Regions from separate parts of the Homo sapiens genome. Here region 1 is linked to region 2. A link is a contact called in ENCODE Hi-C or POLR2A ChIA-PET data. All regions are on one chromosome and are shown on one strand. The core of a region is the stretch at or near the end of the contact, and the rest is flanking DNA. Distances in the headings are between cores, read along the strand shown. Region 1 holds the start of MEIG1 (meiosis/spermiogenesis associated 1). Region 2 holds the start of NUDT5 (nudix hydrolase 5).

Region 1 (7,498 bases), core at 4,355-6,854, 2.8 Mb before region 2:
AACATGGTGAAACCCCGTCTCTATTAAAAATACAAAATTAGCCAGGCATGGTGGCACATGCCTGTAATCCCAACTACTTGGGAGGCTGAGGCATGACAATCACTTGAACCTGGGAGGTGGAGGTTGCAGTGAGCTGAGATCACACCATTGCACTTTAGCCTGGGCAACATGAGCGAAACTCCTTCTCAAAAAGGAAAAAAAAAAAATGAACTGGGCGTGGTAGCAGGTGCCTGCAATCACAGCTACTTGGGAGGCTGAGGCTTGAGAATCGCTTGAAACCCAGGAGGTGGAGGTTGCACTCCAGCCTGGGTGACAGAGCAAGACTCTGGCTCCAAAAAAAAAAAAAAAAAAAAAAGTATACATATATATGTGTGTGTGTGTGTATATATATATATATATATATATACACACACACACACACACACACTCTTATATACATATATATAAAGGAAAACTCAAAATAAGCATGACATTAATTAGAAATATCCATCCTTCATACTGGGTAAAAATCATGCTAAATATACGATTAATTAACATAGACTTAAAAGTTTTATTTAAAAGGATCTTCTAATAAATGCTTTTACAAGACATAAATTTAGCTTCACTTGGATTTAATAGAGGAAAAATAGGAAATGGAAATAAAATAGACAGACTTGCTGAATTTCAGACAAATATTTCTTCAATATGAAAGATGTAGCCTAAATGTTCCCTTAGTGGTTGGTAAAAAAAGATAATGAAGACTGTTAGGAGGCTAAGTCACAAGTACCAATGGACTCTTTTCTATGAAAAACAAGAAAGATGTTCTAATGCTCTTCCTATTTAGATTTTTGTTAAATTACTTAACATTCTAAATATTATAGTGTTTATATTGTATTCTTTTTTTTTTTTTTTTTTTGAGACGGAGTCTCGCTCTGTCACCAGGCTGGAGTGCAGAGGCGCGATCTCGGCTCACTGCAAGCTCCACTTCCCAGGTTCATGCTATTCTCCTGCCTCAGCCTCCTGAGTAGCTGGGACTACAGGCGCCCACTACCATGCCCAGCTAATTTTTTGTATTTTTAGTAGAGACGGGGTTTCACTGTGTTAGCCAGGATGTTCTGGATCTCCTGAACTCATGATCCGCCTGCCTCAGCCCCCCAAAAGGCTGGGATTACAGGCGTGAGCCACCACGCCTTGCCAAATTTTTATATTTTTAGTAGAGATGGGTTTCACCATGTTTCTCAGGCTGGTCTTGAACTCCTGGCCTCAAGTGATCGTGTACCTCGGCCTCCCAAAGTGCTGTGATTACAGGTGTAAGCCACCGCACCCGGTCCAGTTTTACAGTATTATACGAGTTTATGTAAAATTTGGAACACCTGGCAAAACAAATAAGCCACGCTTCAGTGAAACCTTTGTCCTTTAATGCCATTCATTCTAGTGGGAAGTTCACTACTCCACTGCTGCACAATATAATAGCAATATACCAGCTATGACAAAGAGGTGAGTTGGACATGTGATACAGCCTAAGAATCCATTCATATATATAATATGAAACATTACACAGGAATATAGATATATTACACAGGAAAAAGGTTCTAAGAAATATTAAAGAAAAAAGTTAGGCTGGGCGTGGTGGCTCACGCCTGTAATCCCAGCACTTTGGGAGGCCGAGGTGGGTGGATCACCTGAGGTCGGGAGTTCGAGACTAGCCTGACCAACATGGAGAAACCCGTCGCTACTAAAAATACAAAATTAGCCGGGCGTGGTGGCGCATGCCTGTAATCCCAGCTAATCAGGAGGCTGAGGTAGGAGAATTGCTTGAACCTGGGGGGCAGAGGTTGCAGTGAGCCAAGATCGTGCCATTGCACTCCAGCCTGGGCAACAAGAGCAAAACTCTGTCTAAATTAAGAGAGAAAAAAAAAAGTTAGTGAATTCACTGTATTAAAATACTTTCAGGACAGGACGGTGGCTCACGCCTGTAATCCCAGCACTCTGGGAGACTGAAGTGGGTGGATCACGAGGTCAGGAGTTCAAGACCAGCCTGGCCAAGATGGTGAAACCCCGTGTCTACTAAAAATATAAAAATTAGCCAGGCATGGTGGCGCATGCCTGTAATTCCAGCTAATCAGGAGGCTGAGGCAGAGAACTGCTTGAACCTGGGAGATGGAGGTTGCAGTGAGCCGAGATGGTGCCACTGCACTCCAGCCTGGGTGACAGAGCGAGACTGTCTGAAAAAAAGAAAAAAAAAAAAAATTCCAAATTAGTCATATTTTTATATGAATTTAGTGACTGTATTACTTACAGGACTTTTACAGATGAAGCACATGTAGTGATACAATCTTAATTTTTGTCTTATCTATGCCCTTTTTGCTTTAGGCTTGACTTTTTGCTCATATTCATTCGAAACGTATTTTCTTGAATGCCATCTATGTAACCTTTTGTCACTTTCAGCTCAAAAAATTATGGCAACTATACATAAAAATGCTACATTTAATAGAAGAGCAGAAAATATGCTGTATTCAATTGGACTTTGGGGGAAATCACCACTTTTCTCAGTAGAAATAGACATCCTCCGGTTATTATTAAGCATTTCAAAATTTTATTTTCCCAAAATACCTAAAGAGAATATGAATGTAAATTTCACCATAGTAGGAACTCTAGTGACTACTGTAACTACGCTATATAAGTGGTGGTGGAAATTCTTTTTTTTTGCCCTTACTTTCAGTTTATTAAAAACACAAAATGAAACTAAAATTAGGAAAGATCAACTTACAATTCCTTGATTAAATTTTTCAGTGATTCTAGGAAATTCAGTGGCAGTTCTAATTCTGCTAGTACTTAGCTCTTGCAGACTGAGTGGTTTCTTTGCTGGCAGTTGTGCCAAAAAAAGAATTGATAAAAAATACATTTAATGGCTGGATGCAGCGGCTCACACCTGTAATCCCAGCTCTTTCTGAGACTGAGGAGGGAGGATCCTTTGAGTCCGAGTTCAAGACCAGCCTGGGCAACGTAGTGAGACCCTATCTCTACAAAAAATAAAATTAGCTGGGTGTGGTGGCCCATGACTGTAGTCTCAGCTACTGGGGAGGCTAAGGTGGGAGGATTGTTTGATCCCCCAAGGTTGAGGCCACAGTGAGCTGTGATCAAGTCACTGCATTCCAGCCTGGGAGACAAGAATGAGACCCTGCCTCAAGAAAAAAATGTTAAAAAAATAAATAAATAAAAATAAACGTTTTGGCCATGTGCGGTGGCTCACGCCTGTAATCCCAGCACTTTGGGAGGCCGAGGCAGGTGGATCACCTGAGGTCAAGGGTTCGAGACCAGCCTAGCCAACCTGGTGAAAACCTGTCTCTACTAAAAAAAAAAAAAAAAAAAAATTAGCCGGATGCGGTGGCGGCTGCCTGTAGTCCCAGCTACTTCGGGAGGCTGAGGCAGGAGAATCACTTGAACCCAGGAGACGGAGGTTGCGGTGAGCCAAGATCGCACCACTGCACTCCAGCCTGGGTGACAGAGCAAGACACCATCTCAAAAAAATAAATAAATTTGACATCTAAAATACCAAGTTGTAGCTCCACAAACAGGAAACAGCAATGCCTGAGTTTCTGGTTTGTGAAACTGAATTATATGAAATACTTAGGGTTTATATGCATACAGATGGTCCCGTGGAATGGTTCAACTCATATCTCCACTTTACCATGGTGCAAAAGCAATACGCATTCAGTAATTCGAGTACCCACGCAACCATTCTGTTTTCCACTTTGAATTCAGTATTCAGTAAGTTACATGACATAGTCAACACTTTATTATAAAATAGGCTTTGTGTTAGATGATGTTGCCCAACTGCAGGGGAGCTAAGTGTTCTGAGGACGTTTAAAGTTGGCTAGGTGCATTAAATGCATTTTCGACCTACCATGGGTGTATTGGGACATAATCCCATAGTTAAATTGAGGAGCATGTTATTTTATTTATTTATTTATTATTTTTTTGAGATGGAGTTTCACTCTTGTTGCTCAGGCTGGAGCGCCATGGCGTGATCTTGTCTCACCACAACCTCCGCCTCCCAGGTTAAAGCGATTCTCCTGCCTCAGCCTCCCGAGTAGCTGGAATTACAGGCATGCGCCACCATGCCTGGTTAATTTTTTTGTATTTTTAGTAGAGACGAGGTTTTCCCATGTTGGTCAGGCTGGTCTCGAATTCCCGACCTCAGGTGATCCGCCTGCCTCAGCCTCCCAAAGTGCTGGGATTACAGGGGTGAGCCACCACGCCCGGCCTCGGGCACGTTATTTTAAAAACACACCATCTCGGCGCGGTGGCTCACTCCTATAATCCCAGCACTTTGGGAGACCGAGGCGGGTGGATCACGAGGTCAGGAGATCGAGACCATCCTGGCCAACAAAGTGAAACCCCGTCTCTACTAAAAATACAAAAAATTAGCCGGGCATCGTGGCGGGCACCTGTGGTCCCAGCTACTCGGGAGGCTGAGGCAGGAGAATGGCGTGAACCCGGGAGGCGGAGCTTGCAGTGAGCCGAGATCCCGCCACTGCACTCCAGCCTGGGCTACAGAGCGAGACTCCGTCTCAAAAAACTAAAACAAAAATAAAAACAAAAAACACCATCTCAACTCCCTGACAATCTAAAGTTGGAACAGAAGCTTCTGATGTAGCCAGCCACCCAAATTCCCTTTTCACTTCCCTTTCACTCTGAAAAGCGCTTTTACTTTTAGTAGTATTAAAACTTCAAGAGCATTAGCCTCCCTAATAGTCCCTTTTATTCCTCCTATTAGATTATTTCTGTTCTTAAGAGGCAGCAGGAGGAGCCCTGTAACCAGCACGTAACCTTAGGCAAGGCCATGAACACGCCTGCGCCTGTTTCCTAACTTAAAGAGAAGCATTAGCCGGTCTCTAAGGTCCTGGAACTCCCGTCTGCTGTCGCTGGGCGTTCATTTGAAAGACAAAAGCGGTTCCGAAAGCACGCCCGGCGGTCCCTGCTCTGGGAGTGCTGACCTGCCTGTGTGCAGCACAAAACCGCTCCCTTCCGGCCCTCACAGCTAACCTGCAGTCCCCATCCCTCCAGCTTCCTTTCTGCCATAAATCACTAACTGTGTGGGAGATGAAATCCGCCTGGTGAAGGCTGGGACGGACAAAACACAGTATTCCAAAATCTAGGGCCCAAATCGGAGCCCTCGGAGACGCGGCCCCTAAAGCCAATGGGGTCCGGGGCGGCCCGGAAACTTCCGGGAGAACCGGACCCTGAGATTCTGGAAGGGCCAAATAGTGACCCTCTTCCCTAAAAATCACGGAAGAGACATGAAAACCACGGGATCTCCCTGGCAAACCTCAGGAGACAGCAGAGAACTGCGGAGCCGAGAAGGCGGGGCAAGAACTTCCGGGGTGGGGCTACGGCCGGGGCGCAGGGGTTGGCGGGCAGGGCCCTCGCCTCCAGCGACGCATCCACCCACCCCTGGGTCCGGCTCTACTGGGTTATCCTCGTTCCGCCGAGCAGGAGAGGCCGGGGGCGCCCGGGAGCTTGCAGGCGGGCGTGGGTGCTTGCGTTCTCTACTCGGGATCCGCGAGCAGGGCCAGCGAGAGGCCAAGTGTTGTGCCCTTCGCGACCCTCGCGTCTCTTAGTAACGCGATGAAGCTGCAGGAGCTCCCGGCTCCTTCAGGCCCCGCCCAGCTAGCTCAGGCCCCGCCCCCGGGAGTGGGCTTTTATGCGCATGCGCGAGGGCTGGGGTGGGCGCCGGCCCATCTTACTAAGCCAATGTAGGTCCCAGGTAGGAGCGCTGCCAGGGCTCACCCCTGAGCAGAGATGGAGGGCGAAAAAGGGTTACTTGCCGCTACTTGAATCCCAGACAAAATTCCCTGTGAAAGCGGATCACAGCACGGAGACTGTGTTTGTAGTTCCTGATAGTAGATATCTCCTATCTATTCATTTGCGAGGAATGAACCATTCCAGAGAGTCGCCATAGTGCCTGACAATCAGTAAACCTACAATAGATGATATCTATAGCTTTAATTATTTTTTCTAGCATTATCTATTACTATATTACAGTACTATCTAAGCGAAAAGTGATCAGATTCAAGATATACGGTTTTTTGTTTTTTTGTTTTTGTTTTTTTTTAGACGGAGTCTCGCTCCGTCGCCCAGGCTGGAGTGCAGTGGTGCTATCTCGGCTCACTGCAAGCTCCGCCTCCCGGGTTCACGCCATTCTCCTGCCTCAGCCTCCCGAGTAGCTGGGACTACAGGCACCCACCACCACGCCTGGCTAATTTTTTGTATTTTTAGTAGAGACGGGGTTTCACCGTGTTAGCCAGGATGATCTCGATCTCCTGACCTCGTCATCCACCCGCCTCGGCCTCCCAAAGAGCTGGGATTACAGGCGTGAGCCACCGCGCCCGGCCAATTTACATGTTTTGAATGTAGAGCCATCAGGACTTGTCAAATTGTTGAATGAAAGAAAGGAGCAATTGTGTGCTGGAGCCAGCTCATTAGAGCTCTGGAGACTCAGTAATTAAATTTTTAGGAATTTTTCTGAGCTCGTTGTTAAATACAAGCCATGAGCTGGAGTCAATGAAGATGACAAGGGCCTCGGGCACCTGCCCCAAACAAAACAAAAACACAAGACATATCACAAATTAAATTATATAAACTTCTAAATAAACGAGTCATACTAAAACAAAGGCAATACTTAGTAAAACTAAAAACAAAAAACTATTTACTTACAACTCCCAAATTTCTCTCTTCAGCCCGGTCTTTCTCTGAACTTTAGATTTGTATATCAATGTATATTCAACATCCACTTGATTGTACAAAACAACCTCCCCAAACACCTCCCTGCCAAAACAAAAACAAAAACCCTGCTCCTTCTTCATGTCTTTTAGTAGATGTGGCCTAGAGCCCTCTCTTTCCATATCCATCAATGCAACCTGCTGACTTTATAGCTTCTACTCAAGCCATCATAATTTTTCTTTTTTCTGGTAATTACAACCGTTCCCAACAGCTCTCTATGCCCCCTCTGTAGTCTGTTGTCAACACAACAGTCAATGCAATCTGTTTAAAACCTAAGTCAAGGCCGGGCGCGGTGGCTCACACCTGTAATCCCAGCACTTTGGGAGGCTGAGGTGGGCAGATCACGAGGTCAGGAGTTCGAGACCAGCCTGGCCAATATGGTGAAACCCTTTCTCTACTAAAAATACAAAAGAACTAGCTGGGAGTGGTGGCGTGCACCTGTAGTCCCAGCTACTCGGGAGGCTGAGGCAGGAGAATCGCTTGAACCCAGGAGGTGGAGGTGGAGGTGGAGGTGGCAGTGAGCCGAGATTGCGTCACTGCACTCCAGCCTGGGCATAGAGGGAGACTCCGTCTCAAAGAAAACAAAACAAAAAAACCTAAGTCAAATTATGTCAGTCCTCTGCTCACAACCCTGCAATGGCTTCCCATCTTATGGAGAGTGAAAACCAGAGGCTATACATGGTGAGCAAAGCCCTGTAAGATTTGCTCACAACACCCTCCCTCCTTCCTCTGT
Region 2 (6,901 bases), core at 3,134-5,633:
ACACCTGTTGTCCCAGCTAGTTGGGAGGCTGTAGCAAGAAAATCACTTGAACCTGGGAGGCAGAGATTGCAGTGAGCTGAGATTGAGCCACTGCACTCCAGCCTGGCTGACAGAGCAAGACTCCATCTTTAAAAAAAAAAAAAAAAAAAAAAATGCCGAGTGCGGTGGCTCAGGCCTATAATCCCAGCACTTTGGGAGGCCGAGGCAGCCAGATCACGAGGTCAGGAGATCAAGACCATCCTGGCTAAGACAGTAAAACCCCATCTCTACTAAAAATAAAAAAAATTAGCCAGGCGTGGTGGTGGGCGCCTGTAGTCCCAGCTACTTGGAGGCTGAGGCAGGAGAATAGCGTGAACCCGGGAGGCAGACCTTGAAGTGAGCTGAGATCACGCCACTGCACTCCAGCCTGGGTGACAGAGCGAGACTCTGTCTCAAAAGAAAAACAAAACAAAAAAAATTATATCTGTAAATATCCTAAAGTTGAGACTTATCTGACTTTCCTACTGTTTCCTCAGCCTCAAATTATTCAAAGTTAATGAGGCGCTACATTAATAATTTTCAGGTTATTGAGGCTCTGTGAATACCAAAAACAGAAATATAATCCAGAAAACCACACTAAAAACCCAACAGGCAAAAATATGGGGTCCAGTTAGTAGTACTGAAAACACACAATTCTTACTGTATTTCTATAGTTCCTTCATCCAACAAATGTTTATCAAGCACTTCTGCTATATCAGGCACTGTTCCATGAGCTGGGGTGAACAAATGGGCCAAGTCCCTGTTTTCATGAAACTGCATTCTAATGGAACAATTAACAATTGTCAGGTGGAAGTAAGTGTTATGCAGAAAAATGAAGGGAGGTCAGGGCATAGGGTTACTGTCAGGCTATTTTAGAAAGGCTGGTGAGGGCTGAACACTCATAACGTGACTTCTGAGCAGACTCGAATTAAAAAATGAGAACTTCACTAAATCCTATGATTCTTCAACGTTTTCAAGTTTGCATCCAAAAGACTGAAACACAGTAACTTCTTCCCTTTATTCTATAAATAGGGAAACTACCTGAACAGCTTCTAGAAAGTGGAGGGGGGGCCACGGTAGTTCAATCGTGGGGAAGAAAATGTTGAGGAATTAGATGATAAAGCCTGTTTGCAACAGTGAATTTTTAATCGTCAAAACTGAAGGATCTCAAAGAATTTTAATATGTACTTCCCCCACCCTGCTACCGTCAGAAGGAAAAGTTGTCATCATAACTGTTTTCTAAAGACAGAGATGAAAGGAACTGCTCAATTTCACAACTTGTAATTATTAGAGGGAAAAGTACTTAATGTTGAAAATATTAAGTGAACATTGAGAAGGAATATGAGACAAAGATCAGCACATCATTTTGGCTAGGAGAGAAAAAGAGCTAAAGGGAAAGAATGGTGCCTAAGCTAATTCATTCATTTTATGTGTTTCTTTATGATAAAGTTTAAGAAATTTTTTTCTAAAATACTTTACCTTCCTGAAACCACCAGAGTTCCATCATCGAGTAAATAATCCTTCACATTCTGAGGAAGTGGAAGAATGACACTAAAAAAAAAACACCAAAAAAGGCATCATTTTAAAAGACCAACTATAAGCAGAGAGAAAAATCTCTACACTTGATTAATTTTGGAATTGTCTTTCTTTTAATATAAAGTAGAAAATGTTAATGATGTACATTTGGTAGCAGTAGACAAGAAATCAGAATAATAAGATTACTGCGGTTCATCTTATTGCCACAATGGTCTTTGTAGTAAACAAAAACCAGCCAAATCCAAACCACCAGATGGAAATCACAGTATGAAAGCAACAAGCTCAAAAGGATTCTGAGTGAGCACAACATTTATGTGTCTTTAAGAAATCAGAGACCAGCAGATATTTGCTGCAACACAGGAAATGCAGCAAACCCAACTAGAAGATGACTAGCATTTGGTCACCTTCTAAAGATAGAGGGCAGAAGTAGAGTCAAGATCTGGAAACCATTCTTGGGTTGGCAGTGAGCACCTACCGCTAAGAATTCATGATACTTTTGGATGTGTCTTGCTGGCTTTCTATTCAACTGATCACCAGAGATATAAAGCTGCTTAAACTAGGCATGCTTTAGCTTAATTTGTTTCAGGTAATCATAATTAAGGATGGCAAAGCCATACCTGAAGTCTCTTAAAAACTTATGGGATAATTTGTTTTTTACCTTGAAATAATAAATTATCAAAAAGCCCTACCACAGATCCCTAAGAGTGCTGGTATTATTTTGATTTTGAGGCATATACATCTTCAAAAAGTGGAAAAGATTACAGCCTGCTTTCCCGAAGTTAACAGAACATCAATGACTTATAACATGTCTCATTTATTTATGGAAGAAGTTTTTTTTGGCACATTACAAATGGTTTTTTTGCACAAAAAAGAGTATTCATGGGCTACTTCGGTTTTAAAAATAAGTATTTTTATTTATTTTTAAATAAATAAAAGATCACTGCCACTGCACTCCAGCTTGGGCGACAGAGCAAAAACTTCGGTTTTAAAAATAAATATTTGATTTATCAAAGGTACAATTTCACATTCAAAAATCTAGTTCTGGCCGGGCGCGGTGGCTCACACCTGTAATCCCAGCACTTTGGGAGGCCGAGGCGGGCGGATCACGAGGTCAGGCAATCGAGACCATCCTGGCTAACACGGTGAAAACCCCGCCTCTACTAAAAATACAAAAAATTAGCCGGGGGTGGTGGCGGGCGCCTGTAGTCCCAGCTACTCAGGAAGCTGAGGCAGGAGAATGGCGTGAACTCGGGAAGGGAAGCTTGCAGTGAGCCAAGATCGCTGCCACTGCACTCCAGCTTGGGCGACAGAACAAAACTCTGTCTCAAAAAAAAAAAATCTAGTTCTTCAGGCTTTTAATTTCTTCTAACAAATCTTATTACGTTTGAAAATCTACTAAATTTTAAACAATTTCAAGCGAAACTTTGCAACTTAAAAGTCTCTTTAAAATTTTAAATTCTATTCATAAACCACTCAATTTTCTTTCTTAATATGTCTATTTGCTGATTACAAATAAGCCTTCCTAAGTATTTTACTCTTACAAAGCTAACAAGCGAAATTGTTAAGTACAATGAATCTAAGGTTCTACCACACATTCCAATACTATTTAAGAACTTGAAACTTTTCTTATACATTTTAACCATTCTAAGCCAGTTACACATTTTCAAGTACATATCCGATCTTTATTGAATGAAACCATCATATAATGAATCAGCAATTACTGAAATGTTGGCTCAGAAAATCAGTTAAGTGCAAAGCCCAGATTTTCTATCAACGCCTTTAAAAAAACTGAGAGATGAAATTGTATATATTAATACTTGCCGCCTACCTGATGTTTTTAAGTATATATACACTGTGGAATAAATTTAGCTAACAAATGCATTGCCTAACATAGTTATTTTTGTGGTGAGAACACTAACATCCACTCTCCGTTTTTCAAGAATACGTATATCGTCATTAACTATAGCCTCCATGCTGTACGACATATCTGTGAACTTGTTCTCGTATCTAACTGTAATTACGTATCCTTTCACCTTCCCAATCTCCATCCTCTGGGGTGATGGCGAAAAGCAATTAATTCTCCGAGTGCACTTAGGCAGTGATCACCTTGCGCCTGGGGCCATTCTAAAAGTAGTGGTGGTGAACTCCCAAGCCTAAACTAGGTTAATCCACTATTCCTCCCGCCTCCGACCCTCACTGAAAACCACAACTGACCCTCCTAGCCAGCACACTCGCTGGCTCGCAACAGGACGCAGACAATTGCTGATGTACTTCCCTCTCGACACACTCCCTCCCATGCAGTCGCTAGAAGGCCTGCATTTTTTTGGATAGCAGTAAGATTCGCTCAGAAGTCGCAGTTCCCTTTTGCCGGTCGACCGGGCGAACCCCCTCCCATCTCACCTCTTGATGGTAACGCCTCGGAAGAACGGGTACCACGCGGAGAACTGGCAGTGAAGCACATGCTCCTTCTTCATCCTCCAGCTGCCGCCGCTGCTGCCTTTCCCTCTCCTGCCTGCACCCTCCCGGAACTCTGGGCGCCGGCCCCGGAAGTGCCCGCCGAGCTATTTTGGTTCAAGGACTCTTCCGGTCCCTAAAGCAAGAAGGAAGACCGAGAAAAGGAAGCGGAGGAGAATCCCGGGGCATACGCTTGACACACACGCATACAAAAAGAGCTTTAGTCTCGAAAGAGGAATTACCGAAGTGTCGAGAGAGGAATTTTAAGAAGTTTACAACTCCGTCTTCGCCCTAAACGCACGCTGACCCGGAAAGTAATCTCCTGAAGCTAGGTCAAAGGCGGGGGTTCTACGGATGCCGGAAGGAGGGTGCGCGCCCATCCTTTTAGCACCGCGAGAGGCGCCGGTGTTTCGAGCCGTGGCACCGGCATCGGCTGACACTGCTGCCTCCAGCTAGTTATTTCGTCCTCTTCCGTTCTTCACCCCTACACCTTGGAGTAAGTAACCGGGGCAAGCCAGTCACAGCACAAAACCTCTTTGGGGAGGAGAAGAAGAAGGGGAAAGGGACCACATCTGCATGGTGCGTGCAGCCGCGCGGTGTCTCCCAGGCTGCGGCTGGGCACGCGTCCAGGCGCCCAAGAGGGAAACTGGGGATTGGAGGGAAATTGTGGATTGGAGAGGAAGAGCCTGGGCTACTCCGAGTAAAGAAAGCGGGGAACACCACAGCTAAGTGTTAGTTCCAGTGTAAAGATTGCAGCATCTGCAGAGGAGTAGAATGCTTGGTAGAGGGAATACCGCCTGTACGATCCTGGAGGGTTCGACTTTGGGAGGTAAAAGGCGAGAGGTAAATGTGAGAAAGCAGAGGAAAGAGGAGTCTCCTTGGAGCGCTGAATTCGTTTAGTCTGGCCTCGCAAAAGTTGTCAACCTGGAAAAAACGCAGATTTTTATCAGTATTCCTGCGATGATCGAATCATAAGACTGGAAGAATTCGAATCGAACTTGTACTATCGTTTTTTCCTTTGCTTCACTCCTGTCACCCAGCAAAGTTCAGTTTTGTTTGTTTCGTTAAAAGAATGAGAAGTAACTAGCTGCTTTTATTTATTTATTTGAGACGGAGTCTCACTCTGTGCCCAGATTGGAGTGCAGTGGCGCAATCTTGGCTCACTGCAACCTCCGCCTCCTGGGTTTAAGTGATTCTCCTGCCTTAGCTTCTCGAGTAGCTGAGAGCGCGCGCGCGCCACTACGCCGGCTAATTTTTGTGTTTTTAGTAGAGACGGCGTTTCACCATATTTGCCAGGCTGGTCTCGAACTCCTAACCTTAGGTGATCTGCCCGCCTCAGCCTCCCAAAGTGCTGGGTTTACAAGGCGTGAGCCACGGCCCCGGGCCTACCAACCAGCCGCTTTTAACCCCTAGTCGTGTCGCTTACCACACGAGCTTTAGGCTTGCGCGAGGCATCTGCGTCTAAAAGTATCTCCTTAAATGTACATTCTTCCTGGTTCACCTAAGTAGTTTTAAATTAGAAACAGCCCCACCGACTGCAGGCCTCTTCAGAAGGGTGTTCCTTAGAATAATAAACAATTATCTGCGTATTTTGAGTTAGAAACTCTTCCCCCCAGGAATATATACATTGTTTTGGGTTGTGTTTTGTTTTTCTCAAAAATGTTACTGGCTAAGTGGCTAGTTGGAAGCAGTGCTTTAAAGAATACATTTTCAAAGCAGAGGTAAATAGATTATAATGTTGCAGAGTATGTTGGTGGGGATGGACAGTCATGATTCATCATTTATGCCTTGATCCGGAACTATGCAGTCCTTTCTGATTTGAGGGAAAGAAGCAATATTGTATATATGTCTGGAGGGTGGTGCCAGAAAGACTTAATGGCAGACAGGAGCAGTCGCTCAAATAATTGTTTTGATTTGACTTAGAAAGTAAAAAATTGCGCGGAAGGAGATGTTAGCATCGATGGGGGATTTATTTAGGTCAGATGTTTTCTAATGAAGATAGGAATGAATGTACGGAAGAGAATAGATCCCGGGAACATAGCCCTTCTGCGAGGAGCAGTACTTTAACAGCCCAAGAAACATTTGAGCATAGGCCGGGCGCGGTGCCTCATGCCTGTGATCCCAGCACTCTGGGAGGCCGAGGCGGGCGCATCACCTGAGGTCAGGAGTTTGACCAGCCTGTCCAACATGGCGAAACCCCGTCCCTACTAAAATATCAAAAATTAGCCGGGCGTGTTGGCGCATGCCTGTAGTCCCAGCTACTCGGGAGGCTGAGGCAGGAGAATCGCTTGAATCCGGGAGGCGGAGGTTGCGATGAGCCGAGATCGCGCCACTGCACTCCAGCCTGGCAACAGAGCGAGACTCTTTTTTTTCCGTCTCGGGAAAAAAAAAAAAAAGAGTGTAGAGATTAAGGCAGTTGCAAAGCTTTAATATAGAATTGCAGTTGTGTGTAGAAAAGCAGCTAAGTTTGTAAGCTTAAATATATAGATACTACAGGGAAGGAATTTTTATAGATACCTTTTATTCAGGCAGTATACTTTAGAAGTGTGTTCAATGACTTTTTGGTATTACAGTTGGTTTTAAGTAACTTGTTACACATTTAACCAGCATCAAATAAATTGACATTATACATAGGAGATGCTCAAATACTTTGAATGGATACAGCTAAATGAGGGTTCACTGTATTTTAACCACCGTGGTTGTCTTCACTAAGCCATGAAGTCATTGTATTCATCAAGTTTCTCCAATAAAACCTTTCAACAGTGGAAATATTTGCTTTTTCTCCTGCATGCTGAAAAGTCAGTAGTCATGTGATTATGGGGGAGGAGATTTATTGTGCAATTCCTAATGAAGTAATGAAAAAACACATTTCTTTCTCTGAATCCATAGCATG

What was found. Hi-C counts contacts between places; a loop is a spot of excess contacts on that map. ChIA-PET counts read pairs that join two places held with the same protein, here RNA polymerase II (POLR2A). Pooled maps may share reads with other maps.
Region 1: a loop to region 2 is called in a map of CD8-positive, alpha-beta T cell, with 13 times the contacts of the local background. The contact joins the promoter of MEIG1 here to the promoter of NUDT5 in region 2. A Hi-C loop is called at or near these places in 1 of 168 maps with a recorded cell type or tissue (CD8-positive, alpha-beta T cell) and 9 of 50 pooled maps. POLR2A ChIA-PET finds 5 or more read pairs at or near these places in 1 of 52 experiments (CD4-positive, alpha-beta T cell).

Annotation. Positions count from the first base shown.
Region 1 is chr10:14,957,494-14,964,991 of GRCh38, reverse strand. It overlaps MEIG1 (meiosis/spermiogenesis associated 1), which reads right to left and starts at 5,604. Exons shown (of 3, transcript NM_001080836.3): 1 at 5,435-5,604. RefSeq lists a silencer at 5,332-5,381.
Region 2 is chr10:12,193,373-12,200,273 of GRCh38, reverse strand. NUDT5 (nudix hydrolase 5) reads left to right here and starts at 4,383. Exons shown (of 10, transcript NM_014142.4): 1 at 4,383-4,504. It overlaps CDC123 (cell division cycle 123), which reads right to left and starts at 4,086. Exons shown (of 13, transcript NM_006023.3): 1 at 3,955-4,086; 2 at 1,498-1,569. The coding sequence starts at 4,028. RefSeq lists an enhancer at 4,070-4,339.